Regions from separate parts of the Homo sapiens genome. Here region 1 is linked to region 2. A link is an interaction called in ENCODE POLR2A ChIA-PET data of the cell type or tissue named here. Cell type or tissue: PC-3. All regions are shown on one strand. Links, peaks and the distances in the headings refer to the core of each region. The heading gives the core; the rest is flanking DNA.

The links. ChIA-PET counts read pairs that join two places held together with the same protein. Peaks named below come from ENCODE experiments on the same cell type or tissue, not always from the same donor. Only the 100,000 strongest peaks of a DNase experiment are listed, where the experiment ranks them.
Region 1: POLR2A ChIA-PET joins it to region 2 with 10 read pairs; 5 of 35 experiments call an interaction of 5 or more read pairs at or near these places.

What each region holds. Positions count from the first base shown.
Region 1 is chr17:75,441,725-75,447,099 of GRCh38, forward strand. No RefSeq gene overlaps it. Among named protein-coding and RNA genes, the nearest start is that of TMEM94, 12 kb to the right of the region's middle. In PC-3, for the core only: no CTCF peak of the experiment used is centred there; no DNase peak of the experiment used is centred there.
Region 2 is chr17:75,134,847-75,140,221 of GRCh38, forward strand. It overlaps JPT1 (Jupiter microtubule associated homolog 1), which reads right to left. Exons shown (of 5, transcript NM_016185.4): 5 at 402-1,404. The coding sequence ends at 1,256. LOC107985034 (a long non-coding RNA gene) reads left to right here and starts at 1,404. Exons shown (of 2, transcript XR_007065907.1): 1 at 1,404-5,375. In PC-3, for the core only: no CTCF peak of the experiment used is centred there; no DNase peak of the experiment used is centred there.

The sequences.
Region 1 (5,375 bases), core at 325-5,324, 310 kb after region 2:
AACTCCCTGTGTGGTCCCCCTCCACATTGAACAGGGCTATCCTGTGTCCGATAGGATATTAGAGAAATGATGGGGTGTGGCCGGGCATGGTGGCTCACGCCTGTAATCCCAGCACTTTGGGAGGCCCAGGTGGGCAGATCACGAGGTCAGGAGATTGAGACCATCCTGGCTAACAGTGAAACCCCGTCTCTACTAAAAATACAAAAAAATTGTCCAGGTGTGGTGGCGGGTGCCTGTAGTCCCAGCTACTCGGGAGGCTGAGGCAGGAGAATGGCATGAACCCAGGAGGCGGAGCTTGCAGTGAGCCGGGAACTCCAGCCTGGGCGACAGAGCGAGACCCCGTCTCAGAAAAAAAAAAAGAGAGAAATGATGGGTTGTGACTTCCAGGGATAGATCCTAAGAGACATTGAGGCCTCCTCCTTGTTCTTGCTTGGATCATTTGCTCTGGGGGAAGCCAGAAGCCATGTCCTGAGGACACTCAAACAGCCCAGTGGAGAGTCCACATCATGGGAACTGAGGCCTCCTGTCAACACCCAGCATTAACTTTTCATGTGAGTGAGGCACCTTGGGTGTCCTAGCCCCAGCCAAGCCTTCCAATGACTGCAGCCCTGGCTGAGATCTTGACTTTAACCTCATGACCCCAGAGCCAGGATTAGCCATCAGAGCTGCTCCCAGATTCCTGACCCACAGAAACTGTCTGAGATAATAGATGTGTATTGTTTTTTTTAAACTCTCTCTCTTTAAATTTTTTTTCCTTTGCTTTTCCTGTAAGTCAGGAAACAAAGATACATGTATTTATTTACTTATTTTTTTTGAGACAGGGTCTCGCTCTGTCACCCAGGCTGGAATGCAGTGGCGCAATCTAGGTTCACTGTAACTTCCACCTCCTGGGCCCAAATGATCCTCCAACTTCAACCTCCCAAGTAGCTGGGACTACAGGCATGTGCCACCATGCCCAGCTAATTGTTGTAGTTTTTGTAGAGACAGGGTTTCATCATGTTTGCCAAGGTGGTCTGGAACTCCTGACCTCAGATAATCCATCTGCCTCAGCCTCCCAAAGTGCTGGGTTTACAGGCATGAGCCATCACGCCTGGCCCAGATTTGTATTGTTTACGGCACCAAATTCCAGGCCAATTTATTATGCAGTAATAGACTACCAATATACCATAAGGACTTGGGATTTTAGTCTAAGTATGATGGAATGCCATTTAAGGAGTTCATGCAGAGGAGGGTCATGACCTGACTTCTGGTGTGGAAAGACCTTCTGGCTACTGGGTGGAATCTGAATAATAGGGAGCTAGAGAAGAAGCAGGGGTCTAGTTAGGAGCTTTTTTTTTGAGACAGAGTTTCACTCTGTCACCCAGGCTGGAGTGCAGTGGCGCGATCTTGACTCACTGCAAACTCTGCCTCTCGGGTTCACACCATTCTCCTGCCTCAGCCTCCAGAGTAGCTGGGACTACAGGCGCCTGCGAGCACGCCCAGCTAATTTTTTGTATTTTTAGTAGAGACGGGGTTTCACCATGTTAGCCAGGATGGTCTCCATCTCCTGACCTCGTGATCCACCCGCCTCGGCCTCGCAAAGTGCTGGGATTACAGGTGTGAGCAACCACGCCCAGCCGGAGCTTTTTTTTTTTTTTTTTTTTTGAGATGGAGTCTTGCTCTGTCGCCCAGGCTGGAGTGCAGTGGCACAATCTCGGCTCACTGCAACCTCCAGCTCCCGGGTTCAAGTGATTCTCCTGCCTCAGCCTCCTGAGTAGCTGGGATTACAGGCGCCCACCACCACGCCTGGCTAATTTTTGTATTTTTAGTAGAGATGGGGTTTCACCATCTCAGCCAGGCTGGTCTTGAACTCCTAACTTCATGATCCACCCGCCTTGGCCTACCAAAGTGCTGGGATTACAGACATGAGCCACTGAGCCCAGCCTTTGTTTTTTTTTTTTTTGTTTTTGATTTTGAGACAGAGTCTCCCTCTATCGCCCAGGCTGGAGTGCAGTGGCATGATCTTGGCTCACTGCAACCTCTGCCTCCCGGGTTCAAGTGATTCTCCTGCCTCAGCTTCCTGAGTAGCTGGCACTACAGGCACATGCCACCACGCCCAGCTAATTTTTGGATTTTTAGTAGAGACGGGGTTTCACCATGTTGGCCAGGATGGTCTCGATCTCTTGGCCTCGTGATCCGCCCACTTTGGCTTCCCAAAGTGCTGGGATTACAGGTGTGAGCCACCACACCTGGTGTTAGGAGCTATTAAACTAGTACAACAGGTGTTGATGATGGCCGGGACCCAGGTTGTAGAGTTGGAAATGACAGAAGCGGACATATTAGGGTTATAATTGGAGTTAGAACCCACAGAACTTGCTGACAGATGAATATGGTAAGGGAGGCAAGGGAAGAAATCAAACATGCCAGGTTTTGGCTGAAGCAACTGGATATTCGGCGGTGCCGTTTCCTGCCAAGGGGAGGCGGCTGGGATTACCGGCACCATGCCCGGCTGTTTGTTATTTTTAAAGACAGTGTCTTACTCTGTTGTCTTGGCTAGAGTGTATTGAAGCTGTCATAGCTCACTGAGGCCTCCAACTCCTGCCCTCGAGCAATCTTCCTGCCTCAGCCTCTCAGAAAAAAGTATTTCTAAGATGGAGAAGGGTGGGCCAAAAATAGCTCTAACTGTTTCAGGAAGCATGTCTTGTTACCCTACAAGGCCCTGACCATTCACTGACAAAGAGTGCTTCTCTGCGCGATGTTTGACTGCCTCTCCAATACTCTCCATCCTGTTTCAAACAATGTGTCTCCCTCTGTAGATGAGCCAGTGTTCTACTGGACTGGGAGGAACCCAGCTACCTCCTCCCATTAGCGTACCTCCCATATTGAAGCAACTCAGTTTTTTATTATTTTTTGAGACGGAGTCTTGCTCTGTAGCCCAGGCTGGAGTGCAGTGGTGTGATCTTGGCTCACTGCAAGCTCCGCCTCCCGGGTTCATGCCATTCTCCTGCCTCAGCTTCCCAAGTAGCTGGGACTGCAGGCACCCGCCACAACACCCGGCCAATTTTTTTTGTATTTTTAGTAGAGACGGGGTTTCACTGTGTTAGCCAGGATGGTCTCAATCTCCTGACCTCGTGATCCTCCGGCCTCGGCCTCCCAAAGTGCTGGGATTACAGGCGTGAGCCACCTCGCCTGGCCCCAACTCAGTTTTAGAGAACCCCAGAGGCAGCTATATAAATATTGTTTAGGTACAGCAGGGGGCTTCTTTGGCCCTTATAGATCTAGACACTGTTACTTAAACCCTGTTCGAAAGACTTCTTTGAGGCCGGACGCAGTGGCTCACGCCTGTAATTCCAGAACTTTTGTAGGACAAGGTGGGTGGATCACTGAGGTCAGGAATTCGAGATCAGCCTGACCAACGTGGTGAAACCCCATCTTTACTAAAAATACAAAAATTAGCCAGGTGTGGTGGCAGGCGCCTGTAATGCCCCCTATTCAGGAAACTGAGGCAGGAGAATTGCTTGAACCTGGGAGGCGGAGGTTGCAGTGAGCCGAGATCACACCATTGCACTCCAACCTGGGCAACAGAGCGAGACTCTGTCTCAGAAAAAAAAAAAAAAAAAAAAGAAGACTTCTTTGCAGGATCATAGGATCATATGTTCTCATGGTTGCTTCTGGTTCCCATGAACTGGTTTACTTGAGGGACTCTCCCCCCATCCCATGGGTGTAGTTCCTTATCCAAGAGCACAGACTGAGATGTGAAACATACCCTTGCCACTTGTCACTAAACCAACTGCTCACACAAGGTTTCTATACATGTAGAGATCTCTGTAGGACAGTTGGGAAGATGCAGGGATTTACATCGTAGAAACGTGAGCAGCTTTCAATTCAGTGTCAGTGTTTTTTCTCCAAAAGTCCTCTGCCATTTCCACCGTTCAGGCTCCAGCTTCCTTACACATGGCTCAGCCTTCCTCTCTGCTCTCTCCTCTCTTTCTCTTCCAATTCTAAATTTTTGGTTCATTTTTAAAATGCATGCTGGGTGTGGTGGCTCACGCCTGTAATCCCAGCACTTTGGGAGGTCGAGGCGGGAGGATCTCTCGAGGTCAGGAGTTTTAGACCAGCCTGGCCAACACAGCAAATTGGAGTTAGAACCCACAGAACTTGCTCTACTAAAAATACAAAATTAGCCAGGTGTGGTGGCGCACGCCTGTGATCCCAGCTACTTGGGAGACTGAGGTGGGAGGATTTCTTGAACCAGGAAGGCAGAGGTTGCAGTGAGCCTAGATCACACCACTGCACTCCAGCCTGAGCAACAGAGCAAGACTCCATTTAAAAAAAAAAAAAAAAAAAAGCAGCTGGGCATGGTGACTCACGCCCTGTAATCCCAGCACTTTGGGAGGCTGAGGTGGGTGGATCACCTGAGGTCAGGAGTTCGAGACCAGCCTGGGCAACATAGTGAAACCCTGTCTCTCCTAAAAATACAAAAAATTAGCTGGGAGTGCTGGTGGGCACCTGTAATCCCAGCTACTAGGGAGGCTGAGGCAGGAGAATCGCTTGAACCCAGGAGGCAAAGGTTGCAGTGAGCCGAGATTGTGCCATTGCACTCCAGTCTGGGCAACAAGAGCGAAACTCCATCTCAAAAAAAAAAAAAAGCAGTCACTCCTCATTCTTCTCCCCACACCCCAGCCCCTGGCAACCATTTATGGCTGGGCATGGTGGCTGTCACCTGTAATGCCAGCACTTTGGGAGGCCGAGATGGGCAGATCACCTGAGGTCAGGAGTTCGAGACCAGCCTATCCAACATGGTGAAACCCCGTCTCTACTAAAAATACAAAAATTAGCCACGTGTGGTAGCGCGTGCCTGAATCCCAGATACCCGGGAGGCCGAGGCAGGAGAATCGCTGGAACCTGGGACATGGAGGCTGCAGCGAGCCAAGATCATGCCACTGTACTCTAGCCTGGGCAACAGAGTGAGACTCCGTCTCAAAAAATAAACAAATAAAAATAGGCCAGGCGCGGTGGCTCACGCCTGTAATCCCAACACTTTGGGAGGGTGAGGCGGGCGGATCACGAGGTCAGAAATCGAGACCATCGTGGCTAACATGGTGAAACCCTGTCTCTACTAAAAATACAAAAAATCAGCCGGGCGTGGTGGCGGGTGCCTGTAGTCCCAGCTACTTGGGAGGCTGAGAATGGCGTGAACCCGGGAGGCAGAGCTTGCAGTGAGCCGAGATTGCGCCACTGCACTCCAGCCTGGAAAACAGAGTGAGACTCCATCCCAAAATAAATAAATAAATAGATAAATGAATAATAAATAATAAAATAAAATAAAATAAAAACAGGCCAGGCATGGTAGCTCATGCCTGTAATCCCAGCACTTTGGGAGGCAAAGGGGGGTG
Region 2 (5,375 bases), core at 176-5,175:
CACCTGGCTATTTTTGGTAGAGACGAGGTTTCACCATGTTGCCCAGTCTTGGAGAACACTTTAAAATGTTACTGCCCAGAACAAAGGGGAGGTAGAAGAGTCTAACCTGCTCATCTTTAGAGCCTTCTTCAGAAAGAAACCCACTCCTCTCTGGGTCTTCATCTGTTTTAAGATTTTGTTTTTTAAGGAGGTCTCGCTATGTTGCCCAGGATAGTCTCAAACTCCTGGGCTCAAGCATCCTCTTGCCTTGGCTTCCCAAGTAGCTAATTACAGGCACATCTGGCTATTTAACTTCAAATGACTCCTCCAATCAGTAGGCAGGATTTATAGTGACAAAGAGAAAAGCATCTAACCAGGGAGAACACTGAAACCATCTCAAAAAGAAGACACAGTACACAGTGTTTCAAAATGTGGATATTGTTTACTTGAAGCAACAGTCCAGGATTGTGAAGTACAACACATTTTAAGGATGAGACTTTCCTTTCATGGTCAAGCACCAGCATCATGCACACAGCATCAGGTTATTTAAAACAACACGCCTGTGGGACCCCGTTCCTGGAGGAAGACCCGCTTCAGTGTGATTGCCTCCCTTGCTTCACTGCTTTTAGTTCCAGGCAGTTTCATTGTACATCCAAGCCTTCCTCTGCGTGAGAGCAAAGGCTTTGCTCATCAGCCAGCCAGTCTTGTTACTATCTGGCTACTTTTTAAGGTTAAAAAATAAAAGGCAGTTTCTTTGCTTTGCAGGCGGCAAGGCAGGAGGCGCAGGCCTCTTCATTGTTCACATGTCACAGGAGGAGGCTCTGAGCAAAGGCCACTGGCAAGTTAGGGCAACACCAAGAAGGCTCTGCGGAGAGACTCCCTGTGGGTTGGGGCCTGGCAGGAACGGTGCCTGTGGACTGTTTATGGTCTGTCCAGTTGAGGCTTGGTAAACCCAAGTAAAGTGTTAAAAACCTCAGTACAAAAGATCCTCTAACACATCTGGAACCAAATTATTTCTTCTTAAAAACACAGTACTAAGTGTCACAAAGCTTTCCCTCCAATCTACTACTAGAAAACACTCATGCCATGGCCCACAGACCCAAGAGTCAAGGACAGAGAGAAACCTGTTCTTCAAAAGAAAAAAAAAAAAGACAGCAGTACATAAAGTGCTTCTTTTTAATGAAACAAATCCAAGAGATGTACAGTCAGGCTCAAGTTGTGCAGTTCACAAGCATGGAGGAAACAGACAGAACGACAGCGTTCAGGACAGTCAGAGCTAACCCAAGACGAGGCTGGACTTGCCGCCAGGGGGATTTCTTCTGGATGGCACTGGGGCCGGGGCCACCGGGCTGGGCACAGGCGCAGCAGGCACGGGCTTCTCTTCACTCTGCCCCAGGCTGCCTGGCAAGTCTGTGTCCACATTTTCTATGAAAACAGGGAATAGAAATAATACTCATAATGACAGCCATTTCCTGTTAAGATCAAGGATCTGTTTCTCTTTTTCTTTTTTTTTTGGTTTGATGGTTGGAAACATACCTAAAAGCATAAACAAAATAATCACCCACCATGCTCCCACTCCACAGAATTAACCATTGTTCATCTTTTCCCATATTTGTTGTTTATGTTCTTTTCTAAATTACACAAATATATAAGGACATGAAGTTTTTTTTTGTTTTGTTTTGTTTTTTGACGGAGTCTCGCTGTTGCCCAGGCTGGAGTGCAATGGTGCAGTCTTGGCTCACTGCAACCTCCACTTCCCAGGTTCAAGCAATTCTCCTGCCTCAGCCTCTCTAGTAGCTGGGATTACAGGCGCCTGCCGCCATGCCCGGCTAATTCTTGTATTTTTAGTACAGATGGGGTTTCACCATCCTGGCCAAGCTGGTCTTGAATTCATGACCTTGTGATCCACCTGCCTCGGCCTCCCAAAGTGCTGGGATTACAGGCGTGAGCCACCGCGCCTGGCCCAAGGACATGAAGATTTTTAAATAAGAACAGGGAACTCTAGCTCTACGGCCCCTTCCAGCTCCGGGTGGATCCTGCTCCCCCTATTCCCAGAGGTCCCACTGCAAGTCCTGTGCAGCCTTCTAGTCCACTTGTTTTATGTATATTTACATGTAGCCAGATAACATGTAACATGTTTTGGTTATATTTAACATAAATGGTATCAACTTCTTTTTTTCACTCTTGGAAATGTATCCATATTTACAAACAGGGTAGTAATTCGCCTTGCTTATTAACTGTATGTTTTCAAATCCCTCACCTCACTGTCAAGCTTCATTGCTTTATAGTAATTATCACATGATATAGGCTATTTATCCAATTCTCTGACAGCAAAAAAACTGGAACCCATCCAATTTTCCAAATGAATTGTCTCTCATTAGGGTTGTTTCTAAACCGGGAAAAAACTGATTCAAAGTGCAAAGTGAATGCAAAAATTCTATATTTTCTATGAAAGGAAACTTTTACTAAGAGCTTAATAGTATACATATTTTTAGTTTTTTTGTTTGTTTGTTTTTTGTGGAGGGGTGGGGTGGCAGGTGGAGGATATTGAGACAGGGTCTCACTCTGTGGCCCAGGCTGGAGTGCAGTACCTCAATCACAGCCCACTGTAGCCTCAAACTCCTGGGCTCAAGCAATCCTCCTATATCAGTCTCCCAAATAGCTGGGACTACAGGCGCGCACCACCACAACTGGCTATTTTTGTTTTTTTTTTTTTTTTATTTTTAAAAGATGGGGTCTCCTTATGTTACCCAGGCTGGTCTCAAATTCCTGGACTCAAGTGATCCTCCCATCTCACCCTCCCTAAGTGCTGGGATCACAGGCATGAGCCACCTTCACCCTTCACACAGCCTAGTTTTCCTTTTTTTTTTTTTTTTTTTTTTTTTTTGAGACAGGGTCTTTAACCTCTGCCTCCTGGGTTCAAGCAATTCTCCTGCCTCAGCCTCCCGAGTAGCTGGAATTACAGGCATGCACCACCATGCCTGATTAATTTTTGTATTTTTAGTAGAGACGGGGTTTCGCCATGTTGGCCAGGCTGGTCTCAAACTCCTGGCCTCAAGTGAGCCACCTACCTTGGCCTCCCAAAGTGCTGGGATTACAGGCATTAAGCCACTGCACCCGGCCTAGTTTTCCTTTTTTTTCTTTAGTTGAGATGGAGTTTCACACATGTTGTCCAGGCTAGAGTGCAACAGTGCAATTTCGGCTCACTGCAACCTGTGCCTCCCGGGTTCAAGCAATTCTCCTGCCTCAGCATCCCAAGTAAGTAGCTGGGATTATAGGTGCCCGCTACAACGCCCGACTAATTTTTTGTATTTTTAGTAGAGACAGGGTTTCACCATGTTGGCCTGGCTGGTCTTAAACTCCTGACCTCAGGTGATCCAACCTGCCTTGGCCTCCCAAGGTGCTGGGATTACAGGCGTGAGCCTCCATACTGGGCCTTAGTTTTCTTTTTAATAGCAAGTTTATTTCAGTGTTAACCAATCAAATTCAGTTGCATATTCTAAGATATTCGTAAAAATATTTCATAGAATCCCTTTTGCCTGAAAAGGCAGTAAGGGCAGTTAATAATGCTCCTATATTAATGGATTTTTTTTTTTTTTTTGAGACTGTGTCTCATTCCATCGCCCAGACTGGAGTAAAGTAGCGTGATCCTGGCCCACCACAACCTCCGCCTCCCAGGCTCAAGCGATTCTCCTGCCTCAGCCTCCCAATAGCTGGGGTTATAGGCGCCCGCCACCATGCCCAGCTAATTTTTTGTATTTTTGTAGAGACCAGGTTTCACCATGTTGGCCAGGCTTGTCTCAACCTCCTGACCGCAAGTGATCCACCCACCTCAGCTGCCCAAAGTACTCAGATTACAGGCGTGAGCCACCATGCCCGGCCAAGAAGAGGTCTTTAACACTTACTCTCAATTCATGTACTTATCTCATGATAGGCTAGAAGCAAACAAACCTCCCTCTTCTGTGGCTGCAGTATTTCTCATTGGACAGACATTTATTTTATTTATTTATTTTTCATGCTTTGTTAATGTTAACATACTACTGCTGCTTTTAACATTTCATGAATTTCTGGAACATTCTATGGGAGTAACATAAAATGTTCTATACTATTTAACTACAAGCAAAAATAGAGTATGAAGCTTTTCAGAATGACAACTGTCACAATTATGAACTAAAACTCAGAGAGGGTCACCCATTAGTTTCCTTGGTTACATCCATTGTAAAAGAAGCAAGATCAAATGCACTGGATCAGACACACAAGTCCTACAATAAGTGTCCCTGAAATAACCTAAATATAATTGTAAATATAAAAGAAAAACAAAACTCCACATTTAAAATATTCAAGATAAAGAGAATTCGGACTGAGACAACTTGTTAGTTCAAGCAGTTTCATTTCTGCTGGTGGGACATGGCCTCCTGCTATACATACAGGATCTACTGAAGTCTTCATTCTCTCTCTGAATCCAGCAGTTAATGAACATTCTGAAGAACAAAAAATTATCTTGCAGTCCTGCCATAGTGGTTTATTTTCATAAAATCCTCTTCAGATGAATCAAGCTCAATACTACTAATCTTATATTTGTCTTACATTATTACTAGAACTGTTTTGTTTTTCACAAATACATAACATACTAATAAAGAAGAAGAAAAAAATAAAAAAGCACCTATGGAGACTAAACAAGCAGCAGTAGGCCTTACTTTAAATGTCTGTCCAGGCCAGGTGCAGTGGCTCACACCTGTAATCCCAGCACTTTGGGAGGCCAAGGCAGCTGAATAACCTGAGGTCAGGAGTTTGAGACCAGCTTGGCCAACATGGTGAAACCCCGTGTCTACAAAAGTACAAAAATTAGCTGGGCGTGTGTGCGCGCCTGTATTCACAGATACTCGGGAGGCTGAGGCAAGAGAATCACTTGAACCCGGGAGGCGGAGTTTGAAGTGAGCCAAGATCGTGCCACAGCACTCCAGCCTGGGCGACAGAGTAAGACTCCGTCTCAAAAATAAATAAATGTCTGTCCAGTCAGAAGTACTCCACCCACAGAGGAGGGAGGTTTGTTTGTTTCCAGCCCATAATGAGATAAGTACAGGAATTGAGAGTAAGTGTTCAGAAACTTTGATTTATTTTTTCAGATGGAGTCTCTCTCTCTTGCCAGGCTGGAGTGCAGTGGCGCAATCTATCTCCACCTCCCAGGTTCAAGCGATTCTCCTGCCTCAGCCTCCCAAGTAGCTGGGATTACAGGCGCGTGCCACCACGCCTGGCTAATTTTTGTATTTTTAGTAGAGACGGGCTTTCACCATGTTGGCCAGGATGGTCTTGATCTCTTGACCTCATGATCCGCACACCTCAGCCTCCCGAAGGGCTGGGATTACAGGCATGAGCCACCGCGCCCAGCCAAATGT